2 separate regions of the Homo sapiens genome follow, and region 1 is linked to region 2. Evidence: read pairs that join two places in POLR2A ChIA-PET (ENCODE). Cell type or tissue: A673. All regions are shown on one strand. Links, peaks and the distances in the headings refer to the core of each region. The heading gives the core; the rest is flanking DNA. Region 1 overlaps L1CAM (L1 cell adhesion molecule). Region 2 overlaps PLXNA3 (plexin A3).

What was found. ChIA-PET counts read pairs that join two places held together with the same protein. Peaks named below come from ENCODE experiments on the same cell type or tissue, not always from the same donor. Only the 100,000 strongest peaks of a DNase experiment are listed, where the experiment ranks them.
Region 1: POLR2A ChIA-PET joins it to region 2 with 6 read pairs; 2 of 35 experiments call an interaction of 5 or more read pairs at or near these places.

What each region holds. Positions count from the first base shown.
Region 1 is chrX:153,873,276-153,880,557 of GRCh38, reverse strand. L1CAM (L1 cell adhesion molecule) reads left to right here. Exons shown (of 29, transcript NM_001278116.2): 2 at 4,614-4,797. The coding sequence starts at 4,722. Among named protein-coding and RNA genes, the nearest start is that of L1CAM-AS1, 3.8 kb to the left of the region's middle. RefSeq lists an enhancer at 964-1,023. In A673, for the core only: no CTCF peak of the experiment used is centred there; a DNase peak (open chromatin) is centred at 5,047.
Region 2 is chrX:154,465,318-154,472,532 of GRCh38, reverse strand. PLXNA3 (plexin A3) reads right to left here. Exons shown (of 33, transcript NM_017514.5): 12 at 7,013-7,109; 13 at 6,686-6,876; 14 at 6,453-6,598; 15 at 6,263-6,383; 16 at 6,021-6,157; 17 at 5,740-5,910; 18 at 5,383-5,476; 19 at 5,062-5,301; 20 at 4,845-4,988; 21 at 4,532-4,766; 22 at 4,309-4,451; 23 at 3,974-4,230; 24 at 3,804-3,870; 25 at 3,564-3,710; 7 more. Among named protein-coding and RNA genes, the nearest start is that of LAGE3, 10 kb to the left of the region's middle. RefSeq lists an enhancer at 33-327. In A673, for the core only: no CTCF peak of the experiment used is centred there; no DNase peak of the experiment used is centred there.

The sequences.
Region 1 (7,282 bases), core at 3,079-7,078, 590 kb after region 2:
CCCAGGCCTGCAAGCACATGGGCCCAGCACCACACTCTGACCCTTTCATGTGCCCTGTGCTGAGCCCCCAGCCCCACCCCCACTCTGGCCCACTGAGTCACCAGGCACCATGTCCCCAGGAGACAAGGGCAGGAGAAGCCGGATAGTCTCTGCTGTGCTGTTGAAGGGCTCTCTTGTTGCTTCTCCTTTGAGAGGAACTCCAGGCAGAACCTGAGAACTGACAGGCAGGTGTGCAGGGCACATGTGCAGGGCACCGCTGGAGGTTCCCTTCTCAAGGTGTGTGGTGGTGGTGGTGATGGGGTGTGTGTGTGTGTTTTCAGGGAGGAGGCAGTCACTCCAGGTCTAGCCAGGCTCCACAACCTCCCAGGTCCCTCCCTGGCAAGCTGCTTCCCATCAGACCAAAGCAGGCACTTTGGAGCAGAGGACAGAGGACTCCCTGAGGGACCTGCGGGTGTAGTGGGAGGCCAGGTGGGGTGGGATGGGGCAAGGCTCTTCTGGGGCTGAACCCCTCCCTGTAGGCTGCTGGGCGTGACCCTTGCCTCCCTGGCCCTTTCCCACCGGGGAGGATGGGTTTGGGACCGGACTTACTCAGGAATGGCCCCATCTTCAACTGCCCCAGCACAGCGGCCACTGTCCACTCAGTGCATGGTCACGCAGGCTCACTCTTGGCCTAACACATGTGCGTCTCCTCCAGCCAGGTGACCACTTACTCCCAGCCAGCAGCAATATTGGAAGGCTTCCCTGGGATTTTCTGGGTGCTTCCCCCTCCCCCCGTTCCTACCCGCAGCAGGAATCCCCCGACCCCCACCTGTTCCCTGGCATGGCATGGGTCAGCCAGCAGTGTGCCATTCATCCTGTCTCACGGCCGTCCCTTGCCCAGTGCCACAAGTGGGCAGGGCCTTGATGCTCTGTTGCGTGGGGCTTTGTAGGCCCCTCCGGCCCCAGCTCACAGCTGCTCCACCCTCTGTCTGTCTCTCTACCCTGCTCCCAGGCCAGCGTGACGTCCACGCCGGGAAGCCCCTCCACTGACCCAGGCCCATCTTCCCTCCTCCCCGCCCCTTGCCTGGCACAGCCCCCAGGGACAAGGACGCTGTGCAGGCGGCCTGCGCGCACGCGCACGTGCACACGCCCACCCCCACCCCTCACTCTTCTCGCTCTTTCTGCCATTTCTCAGCGGCGCACTCTGCAGCTGCCTCTCACCCTTTGTGCTCCGGTTTCCTCTTCTCTCCCTTTCTCTGCTGCCTGGGTCTCCGTTTCGGAATTTCCCCACCCCCTAACCATCTCCATCGTGGTTAGCGCTGTCTTCCTACGTCTGTCTTTGTCTCCTGCTCCCCCCTGCCTCTTCTCACTCTGTCTGTCACCCTTGGCAGACCCGGCCTTGGCTCCATCTGTGGAACACTCCCCCCTCCCCGCTCCTTTGCCCTTAGTGGTGCTGGTGGGGGGTAGAGGGCCTGCTGAGCTGACAACCCTAGCTGCTTGCTCTGTAATTGCCTGAGGAATGGTGAGAGATCAGAGACCCAGCAGCAGTGGGAGGAGAGGAGGGAGCGCCCCCTCCCAGCTGTTATATCTCGCAACCTTCTGGCTGCTTCCTGCCTGTCTCCGACTGCCCAGGGCGGTGGCAAGCTAGGTGGCAAATACTGGGAGACCAAAAAAGAAGTTGGATATGAGCCTGTGGGGAGATGGGATGGGGCTGGGATGGGGCAGGGAGCGGGGACCAGGGGTTTGGGGATATTGTATTTCCCCTGAGCGTACATGCCAAACACCATTCCAGGATTCTAGATTTGGAGGACAAATAGAGGAACTTGCGTGGCAGAAATTATCGACCTCCAGAGCACCCAAAAGCCTCTGACATGCAGGAGGGTCCTTCTTTGAGCTTTTCCTTGCTCCGGTTTCCTCCCCTCCCCCTCCTAAGACCAGTGCTCAGAGCTCCCAAGGCTGCTGTTTGATCATCTGCTCTCTGATCCGAGTCTCCTACTGCTCCTACAGGCCTTGAAGTTGAGGCCAGTGCTGCCTGGGGCCTCCCCTGATCCACTGGCTTTGTAGGGAGAGGCCGGGGTGGAACAGATCCACTGTTGCTCTTCCCTTCTGGGCCCAGGTCCAGCTCTTGCAGGCTGGGAATCACTCTTCTTACCCTCCAAGTCATCTCTTGGCCTCCAGGCCATGCACGCTGACCCACCCTGCTGCTTCTCCACCACCCTCTGCAGCAAGCTCTTGCCCAGAGTCCCCACGGGATCTGCCGCATTCACAGCTCTTCTTGGGTCACTCTGTTACACAAAACTGACAAGGCCCAGAGCCTTAGCACAGCATGGCTGACTTCTCTACCATCCTTTCGGTGTTCCTGCTGAGGCTCGGTGCCCGCTTTGATAAGGTCCTGGCTGGGCAGAGGGAGGATGCACAGTATGGATTTAATGAAGGCGTCTAGTCTGGGACTTCAGCCTCCAAGCTCTGTCACCTAACAACACCCTTTCTTGCCTTGCCTGCACTTTAACCACTTCCTGTTTGGAATTGAAGTGGTCTGGCCACTTGGGAGTCTGTTTCCTCTTGTCATTGTCAGAGGAGCCCCCTCTTTCAGACCCTTAGTCTTTGGCTCCCCTTACTTGTAGGTGAATATGGACATGGCCGGTGTGGCTTGGGTTTGGGGTGGACACATGCAGCAGTTGAGCTCTGAAGACTCAGACAAAGACCTAGAAATTGGGACTTTGAGACACACAAGAAGTGTTAGAAACACTGTCACGGAAAATGTCCCAGAGCTTGTCCTGACCCCTGTCCTGACCCTAACCTGGAGCATCTGGAAGGGAGGAGGCCTCAGTGGCCTCTCTTGACCCCCAGGGGGCTGAGGAGCAGCAGGGGGTTGTTTTCCTCCTTCCTCTCTTCTCCCACACCAGTTCTCAAGGGAAGGCTTCCTTCCCCATTCTTTCTCTCTTTTTTTTGAGATGGAGTTTCGCTCTTGTTGCCCAGGCTGGAGTGCAATGGTGCGATCTTGGCTCACTGCAACTTCCGCCTCCTGGGTTCAAGAGATTCTCCTGCCTCAGCCTCCCAAGTAGCTGGGATTACAGGAATGCACCACCACGCCAGGCTAACTTTTTTTTTTTTTTTGAGACAGAGTCTTGCTCTGTCACCCAGGCTGGAGTACAATGGCGCAATCTCCGCTCACCGCAACCTCTGCCTCCTGGGTTCAAGTGATTCTCCTGCCTCAGCCTCCTGAGTAGCTGGGATTACAGGCATGAGCCACCACGCCTGGCTTTTTTTTTTTTTTTTTTTTTTTTTTTTGTATTTTTAGTAGAGACAGGATTTCACCATGTTGGCCAGGCTGGTCTCAAACTGCTGACCTCATGATCCGCCTGCCTCAGCCTCCCAAAGTGCTGGGATTACAGGCGTGAGCCACCACGCCCAGCCCTAATTTTGTATTTTTACTAGAGACAGGGTTTCACCATGTTGGCCTGGCTGGTTTTGAACTCCTGACTTCAGGTGATCCACCCACCTCGGCCTCCCAAAGTGCTGGGATTACAGGCATGAGCCACTGTGCCTGGCCTTTTATTTTTATTTTTATTTATTTTTTTAGACAGAGTCTCACTCCATCACCCAGGCTGGGGGGCAGTGGCACGATCTTGGCTCACTGCAACCTCCGCCTCTCAGGCTCAAGTGATTCTCATGCCTCAGCCTCCCAAGTAGCTGGCATTACAGGCGCCCACCACCAAGGCTAATTTTTTTTCTTTTTGTATTTTTAGTAGAGACGGGGTTCCGCCATGTTGGCCAGGCTGGTCTCAAACTCCCAACCTCAAGAGATCCACCCACCTCAGCCTCCCAAACTACTGGGATTACAGGCGTGAGCCACCACGCCTGGCCCTTTCCCCATTCTTTCTTCATTTTCCTGAAACTATTTTGTGAAATGCTGCCATCTTGGGCCCCTTTCCTCCCTTCTCTATCCCACTTCCCAATCCCCCCATTAGCTTTTTAGGTCTGTACAGCACCCAGGCATCAGTTGGCTCTGAAAGCTATAGCAATGTGACTGCAAGAAGAATTCTTCTCTACATGTGTGTGCACACAGAGATAATAGATACAGGGATTCATCCCCACAGATACATAAAGACATACAAGAAGACACACGTAGCTAGCAGACTTGTGTGTTGATTCCCTCAGGCACACACACTAACACACCCACTCATGAGTGCAACCCCTCCCAGAGAAGACACACCACAGAAATACCAGCTCACATACAGCTCACTCCCTGCTTGCAGATCCACAACCACACACATGCCCACGGACACCTGCACATGCAGACACATACGGGGATGTGCATGCCATGCACAGGGGAGCTGATGGGGCAACAAGTTGGTGCTGGGAAGGCAGCTGGCAGGAAAGGTGCAGACAGAGAGTAGAGAGGGAATAAAAGGCAACCTAGAGGCCCAGCCAGGGCTATCTCTTCCAGATTTCTCCCTCCAAGGTGGGGAGGGGTGCGGATGGGGAGGGGAGGGCTGGAGAAGCCGGCCAGCTGGGGGCGGGGCTGAGGGCGGGGCCAAGAGCCCGGGCTTACCCAGATGTTAGTCACTAACGTCCTTCCGTTCTCTCGTCTCTCTTCCCCCACCCTTCCCTTCCCTTCTCCCCTCTCCCAGTGCCCCCACTCCCAACTCCCGCCCCAAGCCGCCCACCAGCCCCCTTCCCCTCCGGCCGGAGCCTGAACCGAGCCCGGCTGGCTGTGCTGCGCGGTGCCGCCGGGAAAGATGGTCGTGGCGCTGCGGTACGTGTGGCCTCTCCTCCTCTGCAGCCCCTGCCTGCTTATCCAGATCCCCGAGGAATGTGAGTAGCTGAAGGGAGCCTGGGCGCCTACCTTCGCCGCTATGTTGGGCCCCTCTTTATCTTCTACCTCCTCACCTTCTCCCTGTTCCGGACCCTGACTCCTCTCCCTGGCCTTTCCTGGGCACAGGGTGGGCAGGAGATAGCCAGGACGTTGGGTACCCCCGGAGAGAAGGGCAGGGTAGAAGGTGCGGGGCGTGTCAGGACCATGGACAGGGACAGGCGCGGCCGCCGGGGCGATTTCAGCACCAGGGACAGCGAACCTGGAGCAGGGCCCCGAGGTCTTGGGCCTCCTCCATGCTCTCCTTAGCCCGCCCCATCTCTGCCCGCCCCACTCCGACTCCTCCGCTTCCATCCCCCACCACAGGGGTGTGGCAGCAGGAGAATGGGGTCGTCCCCAGCCCTCAGCTGGCTTGTGCAAAGGCCTGTGTTCAAGTCTTGTCCCCATTTCTCTTTCCCCTCCTGGGCCCTTGGTCACCCTGTCTCTGAACTGAGACAGGAAAAGGTGGCTTGAAAAACCCTGGTCCCAGCCCAGCAGCCTTCTGGACCCTTTTTTGTGTGTAGTTATTTGGTGGGGGTGGGGGCAGGGCTGCTGGAGCATGTGTCTATGGTTGTAACATTTGTTGGGGGCACAAGCAGGTGAGTGGATGTTGGGGAGTGTGGCCGTAGGGTTGTGATTAAGCATGGATACACTGTGTATGTCTGTGTGTTCTTGTGATTGACTGAGCGTAGATATTCGTGAATGTGATTTTGACTTCCTTACATGGGTGACTGTGTGAGTCACTCTGTTACTTACTGGCCAGGCTTGTGGAGGTCGGGAGGTATTTGACCACGACATTTGATTGCATTGGGTCATGTGTATGTGTGAGTGGGGCTGAATGTAAGTACACACTTGCGTGTGGGGGGTGTTACCGTGATGGTGTTTTCTCCTGTAAGTAGCTGTCAGGCCGTGTGAGGGGCATGTCACAGGGTATCATGTGTGAGGGCATTTGTGTCTCTTGAGCTACCAGGCTCCAGTCCCTTCCCAGCCTCACCTTGACACCTTTGTCTCTGGGCCTGGACAAGGAGGAGGCCAGTGTCACTGAGAGACGAGTTGGCGGATAGGGGTTGGGAAGACTGTCTGTGCCAGCAGTGGGACAGGGGCTGCGAGAGAGAGGCTGGGGAGGCACCTGGCGTTGGGAGGCAGTGAGGGCTTGGAGGAGGTAAAGGGGCTGGCCCCTTAGACACATACATGGAGGGCCAGGGCCAGGCAGACTCCCTTGGTACAGATGCACATGGACACATGCACACAGGTGCATGAAGACAAGGCAGGTGCAGGGATGAAGGAGCAGAGCCGCTGAGAGGCCACACAGGTGGAAACACACACCAGTGAGGCTTTTAGACCCAGAGGACACAGAGGTGGATACACAATATAACACTGTACAGTGGAATGCAAGCCGTGCATTCTCTACAGAAAGATGGGAGTGGGGAGAGAGAACTAGGCCAAAAGGCCATGGCAGCTCCAAGGCTGCCCTGGTCACTGACCAGCACTTGTTCTTGACCCTGATACGACACAGTGGGCAGTGGCAGGCAGCCGGCCCTCCCTGTTGGAACCTGTCTTCCATCTCTCCCTCCCCAGCCACTCCAGCCCCCTTTGTCTCTTTTCCTGCTTCCTCCACCTAGTTGGCTTTCTGCATCCTGTCATCCCTGTCACCATCTCCCTCCCCAGCTCAGGGCCCTCTGCAGTGTCCCCAGGGAGCCCCCTCCTCCCTCCCTGGACCTTCACACTGAGGTCTTCTGCAGAGACAAAGCTTTCAGAGGCAGCCTGCTGCTCCCTCCCTCCCTCTTCTCCCTTCCTCGAGGCCGCCCTGGCCAGTGCTCTGCAGAGTCCTGGGGCTGGGACAGCAGCTCTGGCCTCTGCCCCAGAGAGCTTGGTGGCTGTCTGGGAGGAAGGAGGGAGAAGAGGAGGGCTGGCGCCAACCCCGCAGGCTATGGAAACTCAGAGGCAGCAGGGCCTTTGGGATAGTTTTCAGGGGGAGGGGGCAGCAGGGCTCTGAAGGCTGGGCCCTGGTAATTGAAAACACTCAGCTGTGCTAATTGGATTAGGAGGGAAGCAGGCTGGAGCAGGGGACGGTGCCTTCCAAGGCATCCTGAATGGGTGGGGTCAGTTCTGCAGGCCCTGCCAGGCCCTGCCAGGGGGCTGCAAGGACACTCCTTGTTAAAGGCAAGAATTTCTCTCTCCCTGTCTGCTAGAGCTGGAGGCATGGCCTGGCTGCCTCTGGGCTACATGCCCTGTGTGTCTATCCAGTGGAGCTCCTCTCCCTGGGCATCTCTCTGTCCCATCTCCCTGGGCTTGACCTGCCACTGCTCCAGCCCAGCGTGTGCCCCCTTGTTGCCACTGCCAGGGCCTCCTCTCCTGCCATTCCCTCTCCACGGGGGGGCTGCAGGAGCTTACTATGTCCCCTGCCATCTGCCCCACTCTGGGGCTGCCTGTCAGTATTTCTCTCCA
Region 2 (7,215 bases), core at 3,096-7,095:
CAAAGTCCCCACTTCCCAGCTGGGCTCCTCCCTCCCACACGCCTCATCCCTCCGTCCTCCCCCGCAGCCCCTGTACAAACCCACCAGCTCTCCCCAGCCCCAAATGCCCCTCCGACGACAGCACTTTCTCCTCCTCCTCTCCACAGCTAGGGTGCGGCCTGTCCCTAGAGTGACCTGGACTCTGGACTCGCCGTGCTGGATTCCCCCTCCCATTACCTCCTAGCCCAAGCCTCCCTCGCGCCAGGACCCCGTGACCCTCGCCAGACCCAGTGAGTGTTCTGCAGGTCACCATCCTTCACCAGCAGCAGCACTGGAAGATGGAGCCGGCCACTGCCACTCCCTGACCTGTGAGGGGTCCTCACTGGCTCAGGTTGCCAGACCCCACCAGGCGCTCTCAGGCATCCTCCCCGCTGGCTGCTGCACCTCCCCTCCCCTCCCCTCTTTGTGTCCTGGGGCCCTGGGCTCAGTGTTTGGGCCGCTTCTCCCTCCACACCCACTTGTGGCTTCCCTGTGAGCTCATCCAGGCTCAGGGCTTTAAATGCCATCCACAGGCTTGCAAATGTGTCCAGCCCAGACTCCATCCTAAAGTCCACACCTCTATGTCCTCCTGCCTCTGGCTATTTCTCATCACAAAGCCTGACCCATCCCTTCCAGTGCTCAGGCCCTTTAACTTTTGCCCAGTGGCCACTTTGTACCCAGCCAGTGGCTTATCTCCTGGGTCCCTCAAATTCCAGCATCTACCTGTGATCCCAGAGAGCATCACCTGTGCCGGCCCCAGGCCCTGGTCAGGGGAGAGACCGTGAACAATCCCCAACCCCCACCAACCCTCCTGCCTTTGTCACTGGCTGCACCTTCAGGACCAAGTAACTGGGAGTCTGTGGGGATGACACACACCTCCTGGCGGTACTTGGTGACATAGAAATACAGCTCGTTGAGCGCACTCAGGACGCTGAAGTCGCTGGCGTGGAGGCGGGACTGCTCCACCAGGTAGGCATCCATGTCCTGGTCGCTGATGGATGCCATCTTTGCAATGTCTCGATAATACCTGTTGGGACCCTGAGTATGTCACTCAGGCGACATCACAAAAACTAGAACCCCTGCCCTCACTGCCCAGCCAGCCCCCGGGCTTCCTGCCTGTAGCTGGCCTGCCTCGCACAGGCAGCCCAGGGAGGGGCAGGTCCTGCCCTCTGCCACCCACAGCAGGGCGGAGCCCACCTCTCCACCCAGCTCTTGTAGTTGGGGATGTCCTTGGCGTAGAGCAGTTTGTTGGAGGGCGAGTCCTTCCCCAGGCGGTGCTCGGATGTAGAGCAGGAGTCCATGAAGGTCTGGGCTACCACCGACAGGCAGGCATCCGTGATGCTGTTCTTGTGGATGTCGAACACGAACTGCGGGTTCTTGATCACATTCACCCAGAAGCGCAGCGGCAGGCTGTGGACAACAGAGGGACGTGCGCCTGAGGCTCCCTAGTTAGCCCCAAGGGGCCCCTCCCATGTGCACATCTCTTTCCTGTCGGGCCGGCTCACATCTTGTCCAGAGGTGGTGAGAGCAACACATTTAGGGTGAACGGCCTTTCCTCTAAGTCTCTGCTGAACTTCTGTTCTCAATAGGGCTCAACCCCCTCCGCAGCTTCTCCTGTCACCGCTCTCACCACCTGCGACCGACCACCAGCATCTCTACCTGGTGCAAGACCCCAGAGGGCAAAGGCCTCACCACCACCATCCCACCCACCCAGGCAGTCCAGCTCCAGAACTGGACGCAACAGGCCCCTTGGCTTGATGGCACCGTCAGTGTCAACCCCAGGCCAGGCCTCATTCCCTCCTGCCTGGATGCTACTCCAGGCCCTGGGTCTCAGCAGAGCCACCAGCGTCTTCCGCCCACCAGTCTCCAGACAGGCTGCTGGCAGCCCAGCACGGGGTGATACCAGTTGCTCTTCCAGGTGTGGCGCACATCGGGGTCGCTGATCTGGCGCTGGTCCGCCTGCTCATCCAGGAAGTCGAACATGTACTTGATGGCCAGGGGCAGGGCCGAGCCCCGGTGGGCTGTGCTGAACACTGTCTCAAAGAGGTCATCCACGAACTTCTGCAGTGTGCCCTGTGTGGGGCAGAGAGGTCACAGGCTATGAGGGAGCCAGGTTGGGATGTCCCCAGAGCAGGACAGATGGAGGCAGAAAGGCTTGGCAAAGAGAGGGGCTTCCCTACAGGGCCAGTGGTCTCTCAGACAGACATGGCCTTTATCTAAGGCTCAGAGTTCCCACAGCAAAGACCCGAAGAAAGGCCCACTGGAAGCAAATGATCCATGGCCCCTCCCCTGTAAGGCCGGGACAACCTCTGGGCGGAGGCCAAGGTGGCGAGAGGCAGGCCCATACCTTGGTGGCCAGCAGCCGTGTCAGGTAGATCTCGGAGACCATCTTGCTGCCACGGTCCCCCTCGCGATGGTCGGCATGGTCGTGGTTTTTCACCAGGTGCCACAATTTGGTGCCTGTCTCCTGGTCAGGCGTAATCATGGGTGCCCGTGAGCGGAGGCTATCAGGGCTGCTGGCCGTGCGGAGCAAGCTCTCTGGAGCAGAGAATGCATGTGACCCTTAGGCCACCACCTGGCCCCTGCCCCACTCTCCCGGGAGCTCAGCAGCATGTGGGGACCCATCTGCCCTCGCTGGCCGACCCTCCGTCTACACTCTACAGAATCGATGGCACTTGGAAGTGGGGGTTCCCTCGAAGGGCACATGGCCACCACACTGAGGACACCTACCGTAGCGGCTGAGGGAGCGGGTGAAGGTGAAGGAGTTGGCCATGTTATAGGCAGACACTTGTTTGGGCACCAATGCCACCAAGGAACCGTCTGTCACCTGGAGGCCCCAGAGACAGAGGGGGGCAGTGCAGGAAGCTGAGAAGCCAAGGCGCCCCCACCCACCCACACCCAGGAGGGGAGCCCACGAGCCCAGGGAGAAGGGCGAGGGGAGCCAGGGCCACTGCTCCCGTGTCCTGCTGCAGCTCAAGGCAGGGTCCTGGCTCCCAGGTGGCCCTGGGGAGGAATGGGCCCCAACCCCTCACCTGGTAGTGGGCCAGTGAGTTGAGCCTCTTCCAGTCACACTCGATCTTGGTGGTGACATCCTCATCCTGGAGGATGATGCGAGTCATGCGGCCCTGGCGCCACTCTGTGGGCCACAGACAGCCCTTAAGATTATGCTGGCAGCCCCCAAGTGCCTGGCCCACTCCTCTTTGGAAACAGGGTTCAGGTGGGGAGCGGGAGAGCCCACGGAGGTCACACGGCACAGGAGGGTATGAGTGGGAGCCAGGAGGAGAGGGTGGGGACCTCACCCAGGTCCATGTCCTCAGCTTTGGGACGCTGGGAGTACGGAATGCCCTTGTACACAGTGTCCAGCAGCTTATCTTTGGCCTGGGTGATGCTGTCACAGTTGAGAACCTTCACTGGGACCTGGGCGCTGCCCTCGTTCTCCGGACACACGCAGTGAAGGGTCTGAGGGGAAAGCGGACTCCAGTGTCAGTCTGGGGCGAGGCCTCTCTCTGCACCCCTACCTCTGGCCCGCCTGGCCCTGCGCTCACCAGTGTCTTGTAGTCGATCTGCTGACGGATGAGCTTGTCCTCGCTCAGGGAGTATCGTGCCTCGCCCGTGATGGCATCAATGGGGCCCTTCTCCATCTGCTGCTTGATGGCACAGTAAAGCAGGAAGAGAGGCTCCCCAGCACACTCCTGCAGCCAGGGACAGGTGCACAGCTGGCTGCCTGCCTGACCACTGGCCGGTCCTCTGCCACCACCTCCCTGCCGCCCACCCACCTGGCGCACCTTCAGAAACTTATGCAGCAGGAACGTGAACCAGTTGGTAAGCATCTTCTCAGCCACTGACTCTGTCCTAGGGCAAGAGAAGGGGGCTCGGGCCTGGCAGGGGTGGGGCTTGGACAGGGGGCAGGCCCAGGCAGGACAAAGGTGTGGCCTGGATAGAGCAAGGCAGGTACCTGCGTAGCAGCAGCTTGGGGTGGTTCTTGCTCTCGAGGTTCTTCTCGATGAGGTCGGCCAGCAGTTGCTTGAGCAGCCCCGTGGCATAGTCGAGCCGGCTCTGCAGGGCCACCATGGTGAGCGAGGCCACGGTGCCGCGGTCGCGCATGGAGAAGCTGCTCTGGGCCTCCAGCGTGTGGATGAAGGTAAGCACGAACGCGCGGCTGTGCAGCAGCTGCCCGAAGAGGCGCAGGGCCTTCTCCACGTTGGGTGGCGTCTGTGGGGAGCAGGAGGTCTCAGAGGGTGGGGGCGGCCCTGAAGGGAATGGTGGGGGGCAGGCCAGGCAGAGGCTCACATCCAGCTCCTTGAGCACCGGGTGGGCCTCGATGCCCGGGAAGAGCACGCGCACGGCGTAAGTCCGGTAGTCCAGGAAGGGGATCTGCACCTCGTCCATGTGGTTAGTCAGCTCATTGATGTCCGTCTGCAGCTCTGCAAAAGCTGGGGGGTGGAGAGAGGGAATGAGTGGGCAGGAGGGAGGTCCCCAGCTTCCACACCACATCCCGCCCCGCCTCAGGCACCTTCCTTGCACTCCAGGGCCACACGGGACTCCAGGTTGTCCATCTGCAGCTGCAGACGCTTGAGGGTACGGTCCGCGTCCTGAGTCTTGCGCTTGTAGGCCACCAGCACGGCTGTGATGGCCAGCAGCAGGAGCCCACCCCCCGCCGCCAGCCCCATCATGGCCGGTAGGGTCAGCGCCCGCTCTGCCGAGATGTGCAGGGTGCCCAGCCAGAACTCCAGGCCACCCACCAGCACCTGTGGGGACAGGCCTGAGGTGAGCTGACCACCACGCCCACCCTGGGCTGCCCAGGGGGTCTCCCCATCCCCACCTACCATGACAGGCTGCCGGCCAGTCTGGCTGGGTGAGTCGCACAGGAGTTGTGTGTCCGAGACAGTGAGCGAACACGGCTGGCCTCCTATCAGCACAGTGTAGTTGAGGCGGGAGCTGCCGGCTGCAGCGGGAATCAGGTTCTTGCCCTGGGGGTGGAGGACAACTTCAGCCCAGGACTCTCCACTTTCCCGCCCCTCCCCGCCCCCACCCCGCCCGCACCTTCAGCACCACGTGGGAGCCCGGTTTGACGTCCAGCACGCCAGAGGGCCCCAGCGGCTCAAAGCTGGGATCAGGGTAGTAGGTAAAGGAGGAGCGGTTGAGGGAGCGGGCCGTTTGCACGTGGTCCAGCAGGAAGCCAAACTCATCAGGGTGCTCGCCTTGCGCCCGAGGCTGGGGCCGCCCAAGAAAGATGCCGGGGGCCTTACACAGCATGGCAGTGTCGTTGATCACTTGGCATGTCTGTGGGGACAAAGGTGGACAGCCAGGCACGTGAAGCCATGGGCTGCAGGGTCGGGGTGGGGCGGGGCAGCTGGTACTCACATTGGTGGTCTCAATGCCGCGGTACTTGGCACGGACCCGGGGCTCCTGGACCGTCAGCAGGTGGGTCCCACTCACAGTGATGGCAGTGCTTCCACTAGGGACAGGGCAGGGGCCTCAGGCTCCCTCCTCCAGTGCACCCACCCAGCCCTGGAGAGCGATCAAGGCTGCCATGGCAGCCCAGGCCTTCCCTGACCCTGGATCGCCTAGTGGGTGCCGGGTACTGTGCAGCCAGGACAGCTCCACCCCCTCCACCAATGAGGGCCTAGGCTCCAGGAGGGGCCCCACCGGAGCTCAGAGACCACCCAGTCCCTGAGCCCTCTGGACACTGCCAGGCTCCCCAGTCCCCCAGGGTCTTACTTGATGATGCTCCAGGTGGGCTCAAGGCGGGTGACGGTGGGGTCCTGAGTGTAGGTGTAGATGAGCCCGGGGCTGGAGATGTTAGCCCGGTCAATGGCAAGTGTGATGGGGGCCTGGCTGGGGCCCAGGGTGGAGAGAGGTGAGATGCACACGATCGCCTTGGCATCTCTCCTACATTGGCAAGCAGGGTGCTTGGAGCGGGTGGCCCAGGGCCCTCAGCCACCCGTCCCCACGGCCCCCCACACGATGCCCAACCCAAAGCTGGCAGGGCCCCGGCCCACCTTACAAACTGGCACTCGCTGTCCCTCACAGTCACTGTGACCCTGCTGCCAGCATCCAGAGAGCTGCCTGAGATGGTAAGCCGTGTGCCCCCGGACGCCGGGCCACGGCTGGGACTCACTTGGTCAAACGTTGGGGTCTGCGGGAGAAGCTGCCCTGAGGGGAGGAGCCGGGCCGGGCTGCTCCACACGCCCCTTGCGGGAGAGAGAAGGGACAGGAAGGGGTAGGGCCGGCAGCCACGCACCACAAAGCTGTAGACCTGCTCCGACTGCGTGCGGAAGTCGGCTGAACAGTCACCCACACACAGCTCCACGGGCCCCGGCGGCGGGCTGGGCACCAGCGACTCCTCCATCTCACACACGATCCTAGGGCTCAGAGAGCGTCAGGGCCGGCCAGGCCACATACGGCCCGGGCACCCACAGAGCCGCACTCACCTCTCAGCACTGATGTACTCGGCCGGAATGGAGTTGCAACGCACGCCAGCCACCCGCAGGCCCACCTCTCGGGACAAGAGGCCCAGGTTCTCACCCACGATGGTGACCCGGGTGCCTCCTTCCTTGGGCCCCACGAGAGGGTGGATCTGTGGAGCAGGATGGGCAGTGAGAGAGTTGGCTCAGACTCCCAGGGGCCCTGTTGGCAGTGGGCAGGGGCGGTGAGGGAGGCTGACCTGCGTGATGCGGGGGTGGCTGCACCGGGTGCCCTTCTGGCTCAGGTGCATCCAGTTGGTCTTCGGGGCCGGGCAGTGGGTCCGCAGCTGGCACCTGTGCTCTGAGATGCACCAGCCACAGTTGAAGCGGGGATCAGCCTTGAGGCAGAGGCCACAGCTGGGCCGCTGCGCCCAGCACTTGTACAGGAGGGCTGCAGGCACAGAAGGCACTGCTGACGGAGCAGGCAGTGGCAGAAAAGTGGAAAGTGGGGAGCACTAGGGCCCCCAGACCCGACCCCAGCAGTGCCAATTGCCTTAGGAGGGAAGCTCCCTGGCCCATGCCTTCACCTCGGAAGCTGGGAGGCTTGTCTATGGGGAAGTCTCCATCCCAGACCACGGAAAAGTCCAGCTCGGTGTCACCATGCTCATCACCTTCATAGGAGTACTGGAGGAAAGGAACCCATGGGACCCCAGATAAGATGTGCAGAACCCCTACCCAAGATTTTTGCCAGCTGCCCCCCTCCTCCAGGTACAGGAATCCCTAGCAGGAG